2 separate regions of the Homo sapiens genome follow, and region 1 is linked to region 2. The links are chromatin loops, found by intact Hi-C in ENCODE. Cell type or tissue: psoas muscle. All regions are shown on one strand. Each heading gives the region's core, and the rest is flanking DNA. Links, peaks and the distances in the headings are about the cores only. Region 1 has its middle 12 kb from the start of GYPC. Region 2 has its middle 74 kb from the start of TEX51.

The links. Hi-C counts contacts between places; a loop is a spot of excess contacts. Peaks named below come from ENCODE experiments on the same cell type or tissue, not always from the same donor. Only the 100,000 strongest peaks of a DNase experiment are listed, where the experiment ranks them.
Region 1: it touches region 2 in a loop (4-fold over the local background); 2 of 110 quality-filtered maps call a loop at or near these places.

The regions. Positions count from the first base shown.
Region 1 is chr2:126,638,939-126,648,839 of GRCh38, forward strand. No RefSeq gene overlaps it. Among named protein-coding and RNA genes, the nearest start is that of GYPC, 12 kb to the right of the region's middle. RefSeq lists enhancers at 5,778-5,827, 5,908-6,007 and a cis regulatory region at 6,183-6,846. In psoas muscle, for the core only: a CTCF peak has its summit at 4,777; a DNase peak (open chromatin) is centred at 4,743.
Region 2 is chr2:126,967,614-126,977,514 of GRCh38, forward strand. No RefSeq gene overlaps it. Among named protein-coding and RNA genes, the nearest start is that of TEX51, 74 kb to the left of the region's middle. RefSeq lists an enhancer at 3,352-4,319. In psoas muscle, for the core only: a CTCF peak has its summit at 4,577 (motif pointing left); DNase peaks (open chromatin) are centred at 4,098, 4,198 and 4,588; H3K4me3 peaks cover 1,245 bases; H3K27ac peaks cover 709 bases.

The DNA of each region.
Region 1 (9,901 bases), core at 603-8,602, 330 kb before region 2:
GAGTCATTTCTTTGTACTGTCCACGTGCCTTTTTTTGGAAAAAAGGTCATTCATTTAAATGAATTGCTGCTAAATTTCGTCTTACTAAATCAAGTCCATTTTCTCAGCCAGTTGAGATGTTTTTGATATCGTATGCTTTCCCTGTGGTTTACAAGTTTTCTTCAAGAATTAAAAAAATAATTCAAATAGTACAGAGAGCTTTTGTTTGAAAAGCAATCCTCTCCCACATACACCCTACCCACAGCCCTGCTCTCCAAAAGCCCTTTCACCATCTTTGATTATAGGTTTCCAACGGGTTACTTCATTTTTCTAGATAATATGCTTATTATCCTAGTTTTGGACTCACCAGCTTCAAACAATGTCTATTGGCTTTCATGCAGGTAATTCTTCATTTACCCAACCTAGATTCATTCTCCCCTACTCTGTGCCCAGGAGATGGGGGCAGACTGCAAGGGCTTCATCAGCAGAACATGCAGGTAGGTTAGGCCAGAGTGGGCCCCACCTGCCCCAACCTCCCTCTGTGCTTCTGCAGTGCTATGCTCCGATAAAGCAACAGGGGAGGGGAGGCCCCTCACCCAAGGCCCCCACCTGGCCCAGCTCCAGTAACAACATTCGTCTCCTGTCCCTTAAGACCTAAGGGTGGTGCTTGTGCTGGGATGAGAGGCCCTTAACCCAGCCCACAGCTCTGAAATGAGTTCCCCTCAAAATACTCTGTGCCTCGTTAACCTCTTTGAGTGTGCCCATCATCTTTGTCACTTCAGGATGCTGCTGACTCACCTCGCATACGAAGGATGGCAGTTCAACACTTTGACATCACTCTCCACATCATTTTTCATTGCTTTCTCCAAATACTGGACACTTTTATAATTACATTTGGTTCTCCCCTGAGTTGATTTTCTCTGCAACTTTAAACAATATGGTAAAGCACGTGTTCCTCTGTGATCCAATGTCATCTGCCTCTCAACCTCCCTGTGCAAAGTAGACCGTCAGCATCCTCTCCCTTCCCTCCACTTCTCACCTCCTCCTCCTACTTGCCACTGATAGGCCTGGACTTGCACAATTTCAATCTCACCAAAAATCACATTCAATTCAGTGACCCTGATTATCTTCAGTGTGTGTGTGTGTTTTTCTATAGGCTCATTCTAAACCGGAATACCAACGAAGTGACAACAAGTAATCGTATCCGATTTTGCCACTGCAGAGCCAAGTGGGGTGAGAGGCTTGTCTCCTGTTTTTGGGGTTCCACTTCTTGGCCCCTGTACTTCCCCAGGGAAAGTGCCCCCAGCCTGGGGCTGCAATGGATTAACGTTCCTCACACTCCATCAGTGGCCCAAAGTGATGCTGTACTTTAGTTATAGCTTCAGATTTGGCCCATGGCTTATTTGTACAGCTTTTTGTTTTCTGGGGTTTCGGCCAACATTTTTCCTTGTGGAAAAACAAAGTATGCATTCTCACCACGTTTTCAGGTGTCTCCAGCCATTCAATCACCCTGTTTCTCCTGTGGAGCCTCCTTTTCATTTTTTTCTGCAGCGTTGTCCCTCCAGAAGTTTGCCATTCTCCAGAACTAAAATGAAACCCTGTGGGTCCCTCCACCGCCCTCCAGGCACACCACTGTGGCCCGATCCCGGGGCTCTTCTCCTTGCCATTCTCCCTGCTCTAATAGATTTTCTTTTCCAACAGCTTTCTTCTGTGTAAAAAACTTTTTCAGTCTTTAAATCTCCAAAGATGTCTTTATTTTCTCTCACAGTCAATTGATCTTTTAGCCAAGTATAAGATTTAAGGTTCAAAGACATCTCCACCTGAACTTTGAAAGCACTGATCTGTTGTCTGCTAGCTTCTGCATTATTGATGTGAGTTCTAAGGCCAGTGTGTGACTTTATTTGCTGTAGAAGCCTCTCTCTCTCTCTACCCACGTCATTTGTGAAGCTTTTAAAACCTTTCTCTTTAAAATATTTGTTCTGTAATTATATTATGTATATGTGTGTTGTGTGTGTGTATATATAGATAGATAGATACAGATATAGATAGATGTAGTCTTTAAATTCAGCCATTTCAGTCTGAAGACTATCTTTCATTAGCTCTGAGATATTTTCTTCTGTTTCTTCTCTTCATTCTTGTTTGTCTTCTTCATATATATACACATCACATATATAGTTATACCTATAGATATATATACTTAGGTATATAGAATGATATGTATATATAGTTATATATCTGCAGTTATATATATATAACTCTCTCCCTTCATTTTTTCTGTTCTCTCTTTGGGAAGTTCATATTACTTGGAGGTCCTTATATTATCTATCATTTTTTCTATAGTGTTTTATCTTGTTTTTCTCTTAGTCTAGAAGATTTTCTTTAGCTTTAACTTCCAATTTTTTTAAACTTTTATTTTTATTTTTGAGACATCATGGCAGAATGCAAAGTGGGAGCAGGCACGTCACATGGCAAAAGCAGGAGCGAAGCCGGGCGTGATGGCTCAAGCCTGTAATTCCAGTACTTTCTGAGGCCGAGGTGAGCAGAATACTTGAAGTCAGGAGCTCAAGACCGGCCTGGCCAAAATGAGGAAATCCCATCTCTACCGAAAACACAAAAAATTAGCCAGGCATGGTGGCACACATCTGTAATCCCAGCTACTCAGGAGGTTAAGGCAGGAGAATTGCTTGAACCTGGCAGGCAGAGGTTGCAGTGAGCTGAGTTCGTGCCACTGCACTCCAGCCTGGGTGATAAAGCGAGACTCTGTCTCAAAAATAAATAAATAAAATAAAGCTGGAGCAAGAGAGAGAATGGGAAGGTGCCACACACTTCTAAAGAATGAGATCTTAGGATAACTCACTCACTATCTTGAGAACAGTACCAAGAGCAATGGTACTAAACCCATGAGAAACCCACCCAATAATCCTATCACCTGTCCCCAGGCCCCACGTCTAACATTGGGGATTATGTTTCAATATGAGATGTGGGCAAGGCATACATCCAAACTACATCAGGAGGCATTCACTTCCCACACTAGTGGCTTTCTTACAGTTTCTTAGAGACATCCACACTTTTTTGTCCCTGTGGATAAACTTTTGTGGCCTGCCTGACATTTTGTACCCAGAAGTGGGGAAGTGGGGAGGATATACATGCTCCTACTGCAAGCAGAGACCTTCAACCCTTGTCTTCATCCCTAGTTCAGACCCCCACCCTCCAACCAGCCATCTCTGAGCCCAGACCCCTGTGGCTCTGGCAGTCTAAGACCCCCGCACCCCGCACGCACACACACCCTTCCTCTGGGCTTCCTTTGGGCTGCAGTCCCCAGCTCTCTGTTGCCTCCCCCTCAGCACACTCCCACACCCCATCCAGCAGCCAGGAATTCCCAAAATCTCACAGGTGGCTGGAGGAACCCCTGTGCAGCTCGCAAGCTTATTTCTTCCAGTATTCCTTTATACAATTGGAATGGGCTCCCCAGAGGGAGAGAGTACAAAACATGCTAAATCTATGAACTTGAGCCAAATACTCAAAGGAACTTATAAATGAGAAAAAAACAGTTAAGAAATAAACAGTCACCCATATCCCATGGCCTTGGTATGACCATTCCTACCTGTGGGTGGAAGTAGTTATATCTGGATGTGGTCATGGCACAGCTAATCCACGCATGTGTGTTTATTTCACATGGTATTTTCTAGTTTTTTCTATAGCGTTATGAAGCCTTTGTCTTTATCATCATTAATGAAGCTGCAAACCTCCCAGGAGAGCCTGCCTCAACCCTCCAGAGCACGTCAGACACAGATGTCATTAACCTACGTGGGGGCAAAGTCACTAAGCAAAGCGGTAGGTGGCGAACCAGGAACGAGAGGCCACATCTGCCACATTCTAAATCCTGCTCTGTCCTTGCTTGTGAGACCATTCTGGAAATTTAATGAGGTTACCTAGCAAAGCTTATAGCAAAATTGTGGCAAACATCATTACCATTCTGTTCCCACTTCTTGGTAGCTGTTGGGGCTCAGAAAATAATACCCCAAGGTGTGGTGCTTGGACGCACTGAGTGCTTTGAACTAAGGAGCAGTCTCAGAACCAAGGTCTCTCTGACTCTCCCCCTGCCCCCTGTCTCTGGATCCTATTTCTCTCCCAAAGCACGTGGAGGGGCTTTCTCTGAAGTTTTCCTTGGGAAGTTTCTCCAAAAGAAATTCAATTGTCATGAATCCCCTCCCTGGTATCTACATTAACAAAAGAAGGTGAATTCTTACTGCAGAGAAAGAAACTAAGTCTCCACACCCAGGATACCATGTCCAGACGACTATCCAGGACACCATGCCCAGACAGACTTTTCACCTATTCTTCACAGGGCTAGATTCTGAGAGACCCCATCTGCATAATTCCCAAATTCCTGTCTCCTGTTGGCCAAAAAGAGAAAAAGCCACAACAAAAGGCCTAAGGAGGAGCTGCTTTCATCCCTTAGTGGGCTCCAGAGCTCAGCAGGGAGCAGCTCGAGATGCAATGTGTTAGTTCAGTGTCATACCAACAAATTATACCCAAAGGGAAAAGGGCTGGGACCCAAACAAGGCTTCCTGAAAGTTGGTAACTCACTCCCTCATTGTTGGAAGTTTTTAACTGAACCTCTTTCGGCAGCTCCCTGCCTCCTCTCCTTGTGTCTCAGGTGTCCAGCATGAATCACCCCCATGCAGCTGTGCCGTGGCACCAGGAGTCCATGGGGACATGGGGATGTGGGAGGTGGGAAGGGAGCCCAAGGAGAGTGAGCTGGCAGCACTGCCATGGCAGGGCTTTAGAGGGCGACAGCCCTGGTTGGAATTCCAGCTCAGGCACCGAGCCGCTGTGCGAGAGTCACTCCTCTGGTCCTCAGCTTCTGTCAAATGAAGAGTGAACAGGAAAATAAACAAAAACAAAGCACCACCTGTTGTGACAATTAGCTGTGACAGTTAATAATACTCATATGCTCAGGAAATGGGTCCTATAATCCTGTGCCTGCTGCCATGCATTTTTAGGGAAAAATACACACTTCCTGGAGCATCTGAACCACCCAGGTTGCCTATGTGTTGCCTCCTTTTTTCACTGACTTGCTAGAAATTCAAGCTCCTCCTCACGTTTCTCTGGGCTCTTTCTTTTTTCTCCCCTCAGTCTGAAGCTTCCCAACTTTTCTCAACCCCAGTCCATAGACATCGGCTTTTAGAGTGCACACCAGCAGTTGAGGCTGGCCTATGCATCGCCTCAGCCCACCCCAGACCACCCAGTGTTCCCATTGAGTTTTTATGCTCTTCCTGTTCTCTTAGAGATGCCCATTAGGAAGCTTCCAGAAGGGGGCCATTCTGGATGCTGAAAGATCTACCCTTGAATGAGGTGCTGCTGTAAGTCAGGGGAGTAGACTACAGCTCCCACAGCCTCACACAATGCTTGGGTGCTGTTGGGGCTCAGAAATCAATACCTCAAAATATGGCCCTTTGACATGCTGAACTGAAGAATCCTCAAAGTCTGTCTGGCTTTCCCCTTTCTCAGCTCCCCACCAACACCTCCTGGGTGTTAATCCTCTGTCTCTCCCAAAGCCCAGGATGAAGTTGTTCTCTGAAGTTCCCTAATCTGTCTAAAGTCTGGACCTTCCTAAGAAGAAAACATGATCCCTGGTCCCTTCCCTGGGCTTTCATTAACTGAACTCACATGTCAGGAAGAAAGTCTGAAGTCTGTCAACGCACCTGGGCAGACTTTTGTCACAAACCATGGTCTGTTCTTTAGGCACAACAGTTTGTCACAAGCCATTGTATGTTCTTCAAGCCCATTGAATTTCCCTAAAAGTCACTTATTACTCTCCTAAAATTACCCAAACTTCCTAATATGGTTTGGATTTGTGTCCCCACCCAAATCACATGTCGAATTGTAATCCCAGTGTTGGATGAGTGCCCTGGTGGGAGGTGACTGAATCACAGAGGTGGACCTCCCCCTTGCTGTTCTTGTGATAGAGTTCTCAGGAGTTCTCGTTGTTTAAAAGTGTGTAGCACCTCCCCTTTCTCTCTCTTCCTCCTTCTTCAGTCATGTAAGACAGGCCTGCTTCCCTTTCTGCCATGATTGTAAGCCCCAGCCATGCTTCCTGTACAGGCTGCAGAACTGAGAGTCAATGAAGCCTCTTTTCTTTATAAATGCTCCAGTCTCAGGTAGTTCTTTATAGCAATGTGAGAATGGACTAATACACTTCCCCATTTCTCCTTCTCCTAAGAAGAAGGATATAGAAGTACCCCATTGGTTAATTGGGTAATTATTCTACAATGCTCCTATGCTATGCATGTTAAAATAAACTTGTAGACCTTTTCTCCAGCTAATCTGCCCTTTACGAGTTAATTTTTCAGTGAACTTTCAGAGGGCAAGGGAGTTTTCTCTTGGCCCCTATGGTGGTTTCCCATCTATCTGCCTTGCATGGTGACAGCCAGCCTTTAGCAACTTCTAAAAGAAAGAGGATCTATCAGCTCAGTCTGAGCAGGCATGATAAGGTCTCCTCCCTTGCCTGGAGGCACTCATCTGAGCCTCCAAACCACCCCATTAGTGAATTCTCAGAAAGAACATTCTGCTGAGAAAGAGGAGGATAGGTTCCCAGTCAAGGCTGGGAGCTTGTAGCCACTAATCTCTTGGTGTCTAGATCAGGTACAAGGCTGTCTCTCTGTCCCCACCCTCTCTGGTCCCCTCCTCTTACTGTCCACTCCTTTAGAAGGAGCCTGTGGCAGCATGAACAAAATAAACTTCTCCTTCTTGTCCACATCCATCATAAAATATGCATAGCTGGACTTGGGTTTTCTTAAAAGCTACCAACTTGCCAATCATGTAAATCAACCTATGTTTCTGCATTAATTGAAAGAACCAGAAAAAGGCCAAAAGAGAAGATATTTGCAATACACATGAAAAGGTGATGTTTCCTTTTTTGTATAAAAGGTTCACATAAATCAAAAAGAAAAACATTTGCCACTCCTTCCACTCCTTCTCTATTAGTCAGGGTTCTCTTAGAGGGACAGAATTAATAGAATATATATATATATATATATATATATATATAGAGAGAGAGAGAGAGAGAGAGAGAGAGAGAGAGAGAGAAGTTTATTAAGTATTAACTTACACGATCACAAGGTCCCACAATAGGCTCAATAGGCTCTCTGCAAGCTGAGGAGCAAGGAGAGCCAGTCCCAAAACTGAAGAACTTGGAGTCTGATGTTCAAGGGCAGGAGGCATCCAGCAGGGGTGAAAGATGCAGGCTGGGAGGCTAGGCCTGTCTCTCCTTTTTATGTTTTTATGCCTGCCTCTCCTTTTTATGTTTTTATGCCTGCTTTACATTCGTTGGAAGCTGATTAGATTGTGTCCACCAGATTAAGGGTGATCTGCTTTCCCCAGCCCACTGACTCAAATGTTACTCTCTTTCGGCAACACCCACACAGACACACCCAGAATTAATACTTTTTATGCCTCAATCCAATCAAGTTGACACTCAGTATTAACCATCACAAGTTCACCCCTAGTCAACTTGAACCCATACACATCTCCTGAGATCATACATAATCTCCAAATAAAGACAATCATAAGGTCATATTTACATCTAACATAATACAACTATCCTTTGCACAACTGGAAACGCACCAATCCCCAACCCAAATACTATTACATAAAGTTAACAATACTTAAATGTTGATATGAAGTCAATAAATCTTATGTCACATGATAAAAGAAAAAGAATTAAAATGAATATATTTTCTTAGTACAAGTGTATACAAACACAAACATGTTTTTAGCAAAAGAATGAGGAAATATTCATGACAATTACAGTCCTGGTTTCTGCAGCTGGTCATGTGGTCATAGCTGGTATAGATGACTACCTTCTTCTACTACCTATTCTGTATTCCCTTTGCCTTTAACAAACACCTCAGCAGGTTTTGTTATTTTTCCTGGTGGAGTAACCCAAACCTTCATTCCTGAGGGGTCTGGGCCATCTGTAGTCCTGCCTGAATTGAGCTGTTGTAGTTTCCCATTGACCTTGATCACAGGGCACGGTAATACTAAGACACGCTAATGGATCTCTTGTATTCCATGCACACTTTCCCATACCTCCATTGTGGAGTAGTAGACTGATTTCATCTTAGTAGTCCGGGTCAATCACCCTAGCCAACACAGTAACTCCCTTCTTAGCCTGTTGACTTAAAGGTAGGAGGATCCCAAAGTGTCCAGGTGGCGATCTTAACTTCCAGTTTAATGGAATTGTTCTTGTGTCTCCTGGTGGCACTGTTCCTCCCTCTGGAACTAAGACCTCTAGCAGCAGAATGTAATGTCATGGGAACAGGAAGCAAAAATTTTGAGGGGTGATGGTAAGTGATGCCATTTCCATTTTCACCCCGTGATTCCTGGACCTGTGAATCTTGGCTATGGGAGAAACAGTACCATATATTGGATGCTGATGCAGAGCATACATGGCCTTCTGGAGAACTTTGCCCCAGCCCTGCAAAGTATTGTCTCCTAGTTGGCGTTGTAATTGTGACTTCAAAAGGCCATTCTACCATTCTATCAATCCAGCTGCTTCAAGATGATGGGGAACATAGTAAGACCAGTGAATTCCATGAGCATGAGCCCACTGCTACACTTCTTTAGCTGTAACATGAGTGCCTTGGTCAGAGCCAATGCTATGTGGAATACCATGACTGTGGATAAGGCATTCTGTGAGTCCACGGATGGTAGTCTTGGCAGAAGCATTGCATTCAGGACAGGCTAACCCATATCTGGAGTGTCTGTTTCAGTGAGGACAAATTTCTGCCCTTTCCATGATGGGAAGAGGTGCAATATAATCAACCTGCTACCAGGTAGCTGGCTAATCACCCCAAAGAATGGTGCCATGTAGAGGGCTCAGTGTTCATCTCTGCTGCTGGCAAATTGGGCACTCAGCAGTGGCTATAGCCATGTCAGCCTTGGTGAATGGAAGTCCATGTTGCTGAACCCATGCGTAACTTCCATCCCTGCCACCATGGCCAGTTTGTTCATGGGCCCATTGGGCAATGACAGGGATGGCTGGGGAAAGAGTCTGAGTGGAGTCCACAGAATGAGTCATCCTATCCACTTGATTATTAAACTTCTCCTCTGCTGAGGTCACCCATTGGTGAGCACTCACATTGGATACAAATATCTTCACAGTTTTTGAACACTCAGAGAGGTCCATCCACATACCTCTTCCCCAAATTTCTTTGTCACCAATTTTCCAATCATGTTTCTTCCAAATTCCTGACCATCCAGCCAAACCTTTGGCTATGGCCCATGAATCAGTATGTAATCACACATCTGACCATTTCTCCTTTCATGCAAAGTGCACAACCAGGTGTACTGCTTGAAGTTCTGCCCACTGGGAAGATTTCCCTTCACTGCTGTCCTTCAGGGATGTCCTAGAAAGGGGCTGTAGTGCTACAGCTGTCCACTTTTGGGTGGTGCCTGCATATCATGCAGAACCATCTGTGAACCAGGCCTTAGTCTTCTCTTCCTCTGTCAACTGATCCTAGGGAACTCCTTATGAGGCCATCGGTGCAGGCTCGGGGAGAGAAGGCAGGGTGGCAGGAGTAAAGACCGTGGACATTTGAGCCACTTCCTCATGTAACTCACTTGTGCCTTCAGGACCTGCTCGAGCCTGATCACGTATATGTCAGTTCCAATTGATGATGGAATGTTGCTGTGCATGACCCACTTTATGGCTAGATGGGTCAGAAATCACTCAGGCCATGGTAGGCAGTTAAGGTCACATGGTGACTCAATGACCCATAGTCAAACATTCAGTTTCCACCAAAGCCCAGTAACAGGCCAAGTGCTGTCTCTCAAAAGGAGAGTAGCTATCTGCAGGAGATGACAGGGCCTTGATCCAAAATCCTAGAGGCTTCCACTGTGATTCGCCTATGGAGCT
Region 2 (9,901 bases), core at 573-8,572:
AGTTAAAGAGTGCCCAGAATCCTAACCCATAGAAACTATGAGATAATAAATGGGTGATATTTTAAGCTATGAAGTTTGTGGTACTATTGTTATGCAGCCAAAGACAATACAGATAAGTCTGATCCTACCAACTCCTTTGTGACCATCCTTCCTTTGTTGGCAACCATAGACCTCCATGGGCCTAGGAAAGGTTAGGGGATGAGGTGTCTTATGCATCATGAATTCTCAACTAACAGACACCTCCCAATCTCTTTTAGTATATGCCTCAAAGCATCCCCTTTTATCCCAGTATTCAACAGTCCATTCTTAGAGCTTCTTTATTCTTTGAATTAAACATTCATCCATTCAACAAAGTTGTACAAAGTCTCCTATATGATAGTCCCCATGCTTGGCACTGAGGAAGAAAAGATGAGTTAAGCATTGTCCCTGCCTTCAATAAAGGCACAATGCAACTCACTTTATATATTTATCTTATTTAGTATTCACAATAGGCCTATGAGGTGGGCACCATTATTGTCTGTATTTTGCAAATTAGGAATTAACACTCAAAAAGGTTGAATCACTCATCATAGACATACGGCTAATGTGTAGTATAACTGGGTCATAATTTGAACTCAGGATTTTTTTATGCCAAAGTCTTCCCATTACATCATACTAAATTACTGCCTAGTGTGGGAGACAGACAAAAGAAAAACGTTATTATAACTCACTGTAATGAATACTCTACTAGAGGAAGCAAGGAGAGACTAGGGAGCAGAGAGAGGAAAGTTTTGAAATCAAGAAAGGTTATCATGGGAAGTGGGCAGCTGAGCTGGATCTTTCTGGCTATCAAAGACAGAAGCAGTGCTGGGTCAGAGAGACCAGCAGGAGGGCAAAGCCACACAGTGTGGCACCTGCTGGGGAGAATCCACTCAGTCATGGTGGTGGATGGAAGTGTGGGAAGAGTGGCATGTAGGGGAGGATTCCAGTCACTAGGATGAAAGCGCGAGGATGGGAACTAGATGGTGAGGGTCTCCCTTATGGCATGAGGAAGCATGGCAGGATGACTCAGACCACTGAAGGCCACGGGACCTCTGACCACAGGGGAATCTGGGACAACCAGTGTCAGCCACTCTGCACCAGGCATGCCATGGCTGCCTCCCTATCATTCCCACTAAGAGAAAATGCTCCACCCATGGCCTTTGCTGAAGAGGTGGTCTATGGAACCGTGACTATACCCATGACCTCATGCTTCTGTCCACAGATGATTGACCCAGGACTAGATATGCATTTTTGCTTTCCTCCTGGGTCCATGTAATTAGCACAGCACACCAGGAGATCCTGCAGGTGTGGCTGAGATGCAGACCTTGAGGATCAGGACCATCGTGGGCACCAAGGCTGTCCAAAGCCACAGATGAGCTTAGGTACCAGAGCATCCAACAAGTCACAGACCAGCCAGTCTACAGAGGAAAATAGATGAGTGGAGCAGAAACCCAGAGGGATGCAGTGGTGAAACTGAGACCCCAAAGGAACAGAGGAGGAAAGATGGCCTGAGGAACTCCCTCCTGACTCCCCATTTCTCACAAGGTCAAGTTGTATGTCCTGTTCCTCAATGCCAAAAGAATTCCCTACGTACTCACACACACACACACACACACACACAAACTTTTATACATGAGTTAGTTTGAGTAAGTTGCTGTTGGTTATAATGAATGACTCCTGTTCTGTTCAAGACCCTTGATTGCACGTGACAAAAACCCCGCACTGACTTGTTCCATCACAAAAGGATGTGCTCAGTCATATAACTGAGAAGGATGGGGTGGGAGTGGGGTTGATGGCATCCCACACAACTGAATCCAGGATGCAGGTCATGCCCTTGGTGAGCCATTCTGCTGGCAACCCAGAGTCACATTCTTCCAGGACTGCGACCCCATGGGAAGAGACAGTCTTTCCACTACCAACAGGAGAAAAATCCTGGGGAAAAACTCGTGCCAATCCCTGTGATCTGCAGAAGACCTGAGGACCAGGTATCTTACCCAAAAAAGGAAGAAAAGGGAGGTCCCTGCTGGGTGGCCCAATATAATAGCTACCACATTTCTAAACTAAGCTGGAACCAAAGAACAGGCAGCCCATTCACTGCAAACAACCTAAGATACACAGAGAATCCATTAATACCTGGTCCACACAACTCAAGCATGTGAGCAAATGGAAAGCCCTTGGGGGTCTACCCTCTCCCCACCTGCCTCCAAACACCAGGCCGACAGGGGTGCCCCGGATTATAGGAAGCAGCTGGCAGAGCAGAAGGAGTTCAGTCCATCAGAGACCTAGACGTGTGTCTCAAATCTGCTGTTCACTAGCTGTGGGATCTTGCGCAAACTGCAGGACCTCTCTGAGACTCCAGTTTTCATTAATAGAATGGAAGAAAAATTGTCCACATCACAAAGTAACTGTGAGGTTTACATCATGATGAAAAGGTCTATAATGTTAAATAAAGAAAAGAGACAGAAACACAAGAGGCAATATTATACATCCAGGTAGGCTGCATACAGCCCTGTGAAAAATTCCTGCACGCAGAAAACATCAAAAACTATGCAAGTGACATCAGTGGTTATCTCTGAGCAACAGAGCTTGAGGAGAAACTGTTTCTGACTGATCACATTTCTTCCTATTTGTCATGTCATACCTGAGAATTTGAGTTTTTGGCTCTCCAATTCTGCTGTGGCAATGCCCTGCCCCCGACAGCAGGCAATGGTCATACTCATTTTTCAGTTGCCCAAACGGGACAATTTCAGTGTAAAGGGCATTACTAAGGATAAGTGAGTTCTGTTACAATAGCAGTATATTCTGTTGTGAGTTCTGTTACAATATCAGTATATTCTTCTATGTCTGCATTATACATGCCCCAACAGAATAAAGGTCTTTTCCTTTAACATCGGGGGAGAACCTTTTTCTTCAACCACTATCTTGAGATGAATCCCAATCCCTCATACTGTAAATTCAGTGCTATCTTCCCATGTCTGGCCCTTCCTTCAGAGACAGCAGTCAGATGGCATTCCCCAACTGCACATGATTCTCCCACACAGCCCATCCTTCCAGAATCCTCCCAGCCAGCCAGCTCCCTGCTCCTCCACTCCCTGCCATAAATGGCTCAGAAGGGCCCTTCGCATGCCAGTCATCCTTGTCCTCCTGCTGTGAAGATTCCTGAGCTACAAACACAGTAGGGCTTTGCTTTCTGGGCAGGCAGTGCGTTGGCAGAAGCACATGCTTCTCAGAGAAAGGCCCCCTGGAATGTAGAGACTGCTCTCCCCTTCTCTAGCGGGGTGAGTCCTGCAAGTCATTAACAGGGGTTTGGAGAAGGGGGTGAGTCCTGCAACTCACTAACAGGGGTTCAGCTTTGTCATCTATAAAATGGGGGCAATTTTACTCACCTTACAGGGTTACTTTGAAGATTAAAGGTAATGAAAGTAAAGCACACAACCTGGTACCTCAAAAGCTTCCAATGAATGTGGCTTTTGTCCCTGGGAAAGTTAACTCCTAGCCAGCTACCTAAGCAAGAGCCTCCCTGGCTCCCTCGAAGCCTGCTCTCTGCCTCTGACCCTCTCCTGGGGGTTGTAAAGATCTGTAAAAGTCTGGTGGAATAAGTGGTAGCTCTCGTAGCATAGGGCTCCATTTGGCGGACGGGAAACCGAGGCCCGGAGACATCAAGCTCTAGGGAAGGTTAAAGCCGGCCGCCAAATTCCTCGTCCCTCTCTCCAAGAGGCGGCATCTGTTTTCCTGCCCTTGGGTCGGCCTGGCCCTGAGAGGTCAGCAGGAGTCTGCGGCAGTGGCTCTGTGCCTATCTGGGTCTCGCCTTGCGGAGGAACTTCCTCTTCTCCCCTCCTCAACACTGGCTTTTAGGGTCCTCCCTGGAGGAGCACAGCCACAGGAGCGGCTCGCGTGGGCACTGACTACGGTCGGGAGCCCCAGCCAGCTCCCAGTCGACAGTCAGCACCACTGCCAGCCCCGGGAGGGCCAGCCCCGTGGGAGGACCAATCCCGTGGAGGACCAGCCCCGTGGGAGGACCAGTCCGTGGAAGACCAGCCCTGTGGGAGGACCAACCCCGTGGAGGACCAGCCCCGTGGGAGGACCAGCCTGTGGAGGACCAGCCCCGTGGGAGGACCAGCCTGTGGAGGACCAGCCCCCTGGGAGGACCAGCTCATGGAAGACCAGCCCCGTGGGAGGGCCAGCCCAGTGGGAGGATCAGCCCCCTGGGGTGTCAGCCAGCCGAGCCTGCAAATGCAGCAGCCCCAGTCGACACCACGTGGATCAGAAGAACTCGTAGAAACGTGCGAGAATAAAATGGTAGTTTTAAGCCACTGAGTTTGGGGGTTGCTTTGTTTCATAGCCAATATTAATAGATACCCGAGGCATTGGTTTTGGCGAGGGCCACGCACAGCGCAGGTCGGGGCCTGGGAGCCCTGCAGGGATCAGATGGGGGCTAGGGGAATCTGGTCAGGCCCAGAGCCGGGTTCCCGACCCCAGCTCCGAAGCAGCTTTCTGGCTACGGCCGCGCAAGCCGCGGAGCCAACTGCGGGGCTCTATCTCCCCCTGGCGGAGCAGAGCTGGTACTTCAGAGCGCTGCCTGACAAGCCCGCTCCCCCGCGCCACCTGCTCGCCCTATTTCTGGACCCGGAGCCGGCCCCTGGCCCCGGAGGCCTCCAGCTGCCAGGATAGCTCGGCTGTGAGGCCGGGCCTGCGGCTGTACCAGCCCTGGCTGCCTGGGTCAACAAGAGTGCCAGCCCCCGGTGCTCAACCGGGCTGCCAATGGGGTTGGAGAAGACAGCAGGAAGCACTCTCCTAATAAATGAGGGGCTTCTGGAGAGGAGCTGGAAGCAGGGCTGGCACTGGAGGGGCTGCCTTAAGATACGCCTGCCCAGGGGCTCGGCCAGCAGGCAGAGGCCTTGCCTTCATCAGCACTGGGCCTTGCAGGGCCTAATGAAGACAGTCCCGGAACGGGAGTGAGGCTCCAGAGCTAAGGGGTCAGCCAGCCCCTCCCCTCCGCCCACAGGGAATGCCACCCAGCTGTAACGTCTGGTTTGTTCATGTAGTAAAATATGCATCACAAGAAGTTTGCCACTTTAACCATGTTGAAGTGGCATTAAGCGCATTCACATTGCTGTGCAACCATCTGCACCTTCCGTCTCCAGAACTCTGCCTCTTTCCAAACTGAAACTCTGCACCCACAAAACACTAATTCCCCCTTCCCCTTCCTCCAAGCCCCTGGCACCCACCATTCTACTTTCCATCTGTATGAATTTGCCTATTCTGGGGACCCCATGTAAGTGCAATCGTACGGTATTTTGTGACTGGTTTCTTTCACTCAACATAATGTCCTCAAGGTTCATATTCGCTGCAGGTACATGCTGCGTTTTGTTTATCCTTCATCTGTCGATGGACACCTGGGCTGCTTCCACCTTTGACTATTGTAAATAATGCACTATGAACGTGGGTATACAGATATCTGTTTCAGTCCTTCCTTTCACCTCTTTCTAGATATTGTAAAAAGTACTCTTTTGCCTCTCCCTCTGTTGACCACAAAATGAAGAGATGTAAACCTGCCTACCCAACCCCACACCCTGTACCAAAGGCTGGCTTGCGATCAAAACTCCCATTCCTAAGCCCCTTGCCTTTCCCACCAGTTTAATAAAAGTGAACATTGACAGAGCAGTGACCACATGGCACTGCCTTACAGACACTTTAATTCCCTCAGCAACCCTGGGAGGGAGGCATGATTATCTTCCTACTTTACAAATAAAGAAACTAAGGCTCAGAAAGGGCACAGACCCCACTGAAGTCACCGGCTGATAGGTTGCAGAGTCACAACTTGAAGTCAGGCCCATGTGAGTCCAAACTGGCTCCACACCCACACCCTGCTCCACACAGCCCCGCCCCAGCCCCCAACATGAGCAGCCCATCCTCTGCGGCTCCCTCCTGTCTCCCAAGCCTGACTGTTGATACTGTTTCTCCATCTTTCATCTTTTTCTTCCCCTGCTGGACAAAAAGTCATGCGGTCCTTCCCTCTAGGGGAGGCTGTGTGGTACATGGCTGACCCTGCTAGATAAGCAGCAGCCCTAGTTACCTTGGGAGCCGAGGCGTGCCCCAGCCACTCTCCCTGGCCCCAGCTCAGGACAGCAGTGAGGACTGTACCCCTGGCAGTGGCTTCTGGGTGATGTTAGGGGAAAGGAGACAAAGGGCTCTCTCAGCCAGCGCCTACTCATTCTCACCTCACTGGATGGGTCACCCTTCCCAGGAGGCAGAGCCCTGCAGTGACCTACAGGCAGCTTCAGCCCCAGGCCCTGCCTGTGCTCCCTGGGAGGTCAGGACAGGGCCAGGTGGGTGCCAAAGTCCAGAAGGATGAGTCTCAGTCTTCCAGAGCAGCCATTGGCAGAAAGTCCCTGAGGACACAGACCCTTGGCTCCAGTTGACTGAGACATTTGTGTTCAGTCTCCCTTGACCAGACCCAAGAGAGGAAGAAGGTGGCAGATGGAGTGGCTGGCTCAGCATCCAACCGCCTGGGAACCCCCACCAGGGAGGAAAGGATTCACCTAGGGAATGGCTGGACCTCATATGACAGAGGGGGACACCTTGACAACTGAGTTTCACCCCAGACACCATCATCAGGGCAGCAGCCAACAAGGCCCAGCAGCAAAGGGCCCAATCCTCTGTCCACAGTGGGTGTCTATCGCCCCAGTGCTGGGGTCAGGGGTGAGAAGTAGGGGGCAGGTTTCTTCACAGTCCTAGGGAATAGCTGTGTGTGCTCTCTGCTCTCAGCTTTCAGAAGCTCAAGCTCCAGCCTCAGCATCAAAAAAACACACAGAACCTCAGAGCCACACACCTTGAAGACCATCCCATCTAGTCACAGGTTTTTAACTGGATGATTTCAGAGTCTGTGAACCCTTAAACCCAAACGAAATGAGGCTAAGTGGGGATTTTTCTGAGCAGAGTCCGTAGCTTTCATCATGTACAAGGTGGTTCATGATGCAGGAACTGTCCAGACCCCCAAAAACCCTCCTTCTCAGGTGGAAAGTTTAAGGGGCTGGGAGGGAAAGGGGCCTGTCCACGGTCACACAACACATTGGACCACAGGGCCAACCCTGGATCCCAGGCAGCCTGGCCCCACGAGGGTGCAGAAACCCTCCACAGCCCCCACAGACTCCACAGCCCTGGTCTCGGGAGGTAAGAGGACTGGCCACTGAAGCGGGAGGAGGGGTGGAGGGGAAGGGAGACGGGCAGTACATGACCATGGACGCCTCCGTGAGGAAGCAGCTTCCTGCTGGAAATGAAACTGGCCCAATGGTCCTATGGGCCTGATATGTACAGGTTTTTTGAATAAACATAGAAATTGACCCTCCCTGGTCTTACAACTTGAAACTTAGTAATGCCAGAACTCTGGGAGGCCGAGGCAGGCAGATCGCCTGAGGTCAGAAGTTTGAGACCATCCTGGCCAACATGGTGAAACCCTGTCTGTACTAAAAATACAAAAATTAGCCGGGCGTGGTGGCGCACCTGTAGTCCCAGCTACTCAAGAGTCTGAGGCAGGAGAATCACTTGAACTCGGGAGGCAGAGGTTGCTGTGAGCCAAGATCGCGCCACTGCACTCCAGCCTGGCAACAGAGCAAGAATCTGTCTCAAAAAAAAAAAAAAAAAGAATTGTCTTACTTGACTTCCTTCCTGGGAAACCAACCCTCAGGCAAGGGACTGAAACTCACCAGATCATAACATCCACCCCTCATTCATTGTGATTTCTTCCTTACCCTCCTAAGTCCTGTTTCCCCACCTTCCCTGCTATTAAAAACCCCAATAGTAGTAGGTCGAGGAGATGGATTTGAAACTGAATTCCCGTTCTCTTGGCTGGTGTCCCCAAATAAAAAGCCTCCTTCCCTAGCGATACTCATCTCTGGCGAGCAACGGGACCCAGACCAAACCCCTAGTGTTTTTGGTAACAGAAAGAGCGCTTTGAATACTATAAACTTCAACAAATGTAGGGAGCAGTAAATGAAGAGAAAATTGCCTTGGTCAAAAACATAAGGAAGTTGTGCATAAAAACAGTAGAAAAAATGTTCCCCAAGACTCCTTAAAGATTTAATGTATTTAGAGCCAGTTTTACAAACATAATAATTACAGAGTAAAAAAAATATGTTCTTTTGGGTCAGATATGCAATGGAAAAAGGGTAAGAAAAGGGATTATAGAAAGCATTTAGATTTCATGCACATTGAGCAATAGACCAAAAAGTAGAGTTTGGAAGGTGCCCAAGTTTCAGGATTTAAATTCTGCCCTCTGTTATTCACTATATGGAAGAACTTTCATCATTGAATGGTTCAACCATGTACATCTTTTACATAACTTCCTAAGTTAGTGGGTGATCAGTAAAATTGCCCAAGCAAGAAAGAGCCCAAGACAAAAAAAAAAGAAAAAATAGGAACCCCAGCCTTCAAGAAAACAGTGCTGCTGTGTCTACCCTGAGTGCAGCAGGGCAGCAGCTTCAGTGGAGGCCAGGCAGGGCCTCCAGAGCGGGAGCCTAGGTGTCCCTCCACGAGTCCCCAGGGCGGCTGTGGTCAGCCCTCCCCCTGGCCTCCTGAGGTCACTCTCAGGGAACAGGTTCTGGCCTAGTATCTCCCAGCTGCTCCACCTCCTGGGATTGGAAGGTGGCCTGGATCTGTCTGGTCATTAACGCGTGTTTAGGTAGCAAAACAATGTAAAGTGTATGTTTTTTAAGACTGCAAATGTTGGAGTCTCCTCTGCAGGCTCCCCAGGCACAGTGGCCAGCCCTTTCGGGCCCCAGCCAGCTTTTTAGCTAGTTTCGCAGAGCCCAACCTCAGCTGAAATTCTGAGAGAACAGGACCTCGCTGTGGGAGGCGGAGCCCGGGGGGCCAAGCCCACACCTCTGCCCTCCTTTCTTCCAGCTTTTCTTTTAGACTGGACGGCCTGGTAGGGAGCATCCCAGAGCATGAGGGCTCTGCCAGCAGAAGGCATTTGAATTTAATTCTGGTGAAAGGCCCAGGGGCCAGCGTCCCTGTGTCTGTGTAGCACCCCAGGACTCTTGGAGGCCCGGTAGGCCCACCCAGCAGGGACACAAGCCCCAGAGAGTCCCCAGAGAGGCCGAGATGTGAAGACCCCTGGGACTGCTCGACGGGAGGCGAGAAGAGACCTCACAGCCAGAAGAGGGGGAGCTGCCCCTGCTGGCCCTGCCCTGCCCGACTCACGCAGCGAGGTGCCGCATCAGACTGAAATGTAATTAGAGTGTAATGCAAGCCAGGACGCGCGGAGACTCTTAATTGAAAATTCCATTTCCAGCCCCATCACGGCTCACAGCGCCGATGCTATCAGAGATAGACGCGGCCAGCACCCGCAGCTCAGCCCCACACACCCCACCCAGCCAGCACCACCCCGCCACTGCCCCCCACTTCGTGCTGCAGGGCCTGCGCCAGGCCACGTCAGGGACATTTCTCGGGGGAGGCCGAGAGGGGCGTGTTGAAGAGGGGTCTTAGCTGAGACTGCCCTGAGTCTCCACCGCTCCCCCGGGTCACCTGCCTCCCAGGCTCTGCAGTCACGTGGGGCACCTGAGCTGGGGAAACACACACGGGGTGGGGGAACACGCTGAGCCAAGCCTGGCCCCTCCACACACATTCTCCTCCCCATGCATCCTCTCGGGTGCTTTATGGTTTTCAAATGTGCATTCTACAGGTGACAGAACAGCGGCTCTGAAGCTCACACCTCGCCCACCCTGTCACCCAGCTGCGGCTCGAGTGCAGGAACAGTCACTTTCAAAGCAGGCGTTCTTGTGACTGCTGATGCCGCCCAGGCCGCGTCTTCTGTAGGGCACACTTCTTGGGGCAGGGTGGGGGCACCGCCTGCAATGGGCAGCTCCCCAGCCACCGCGAT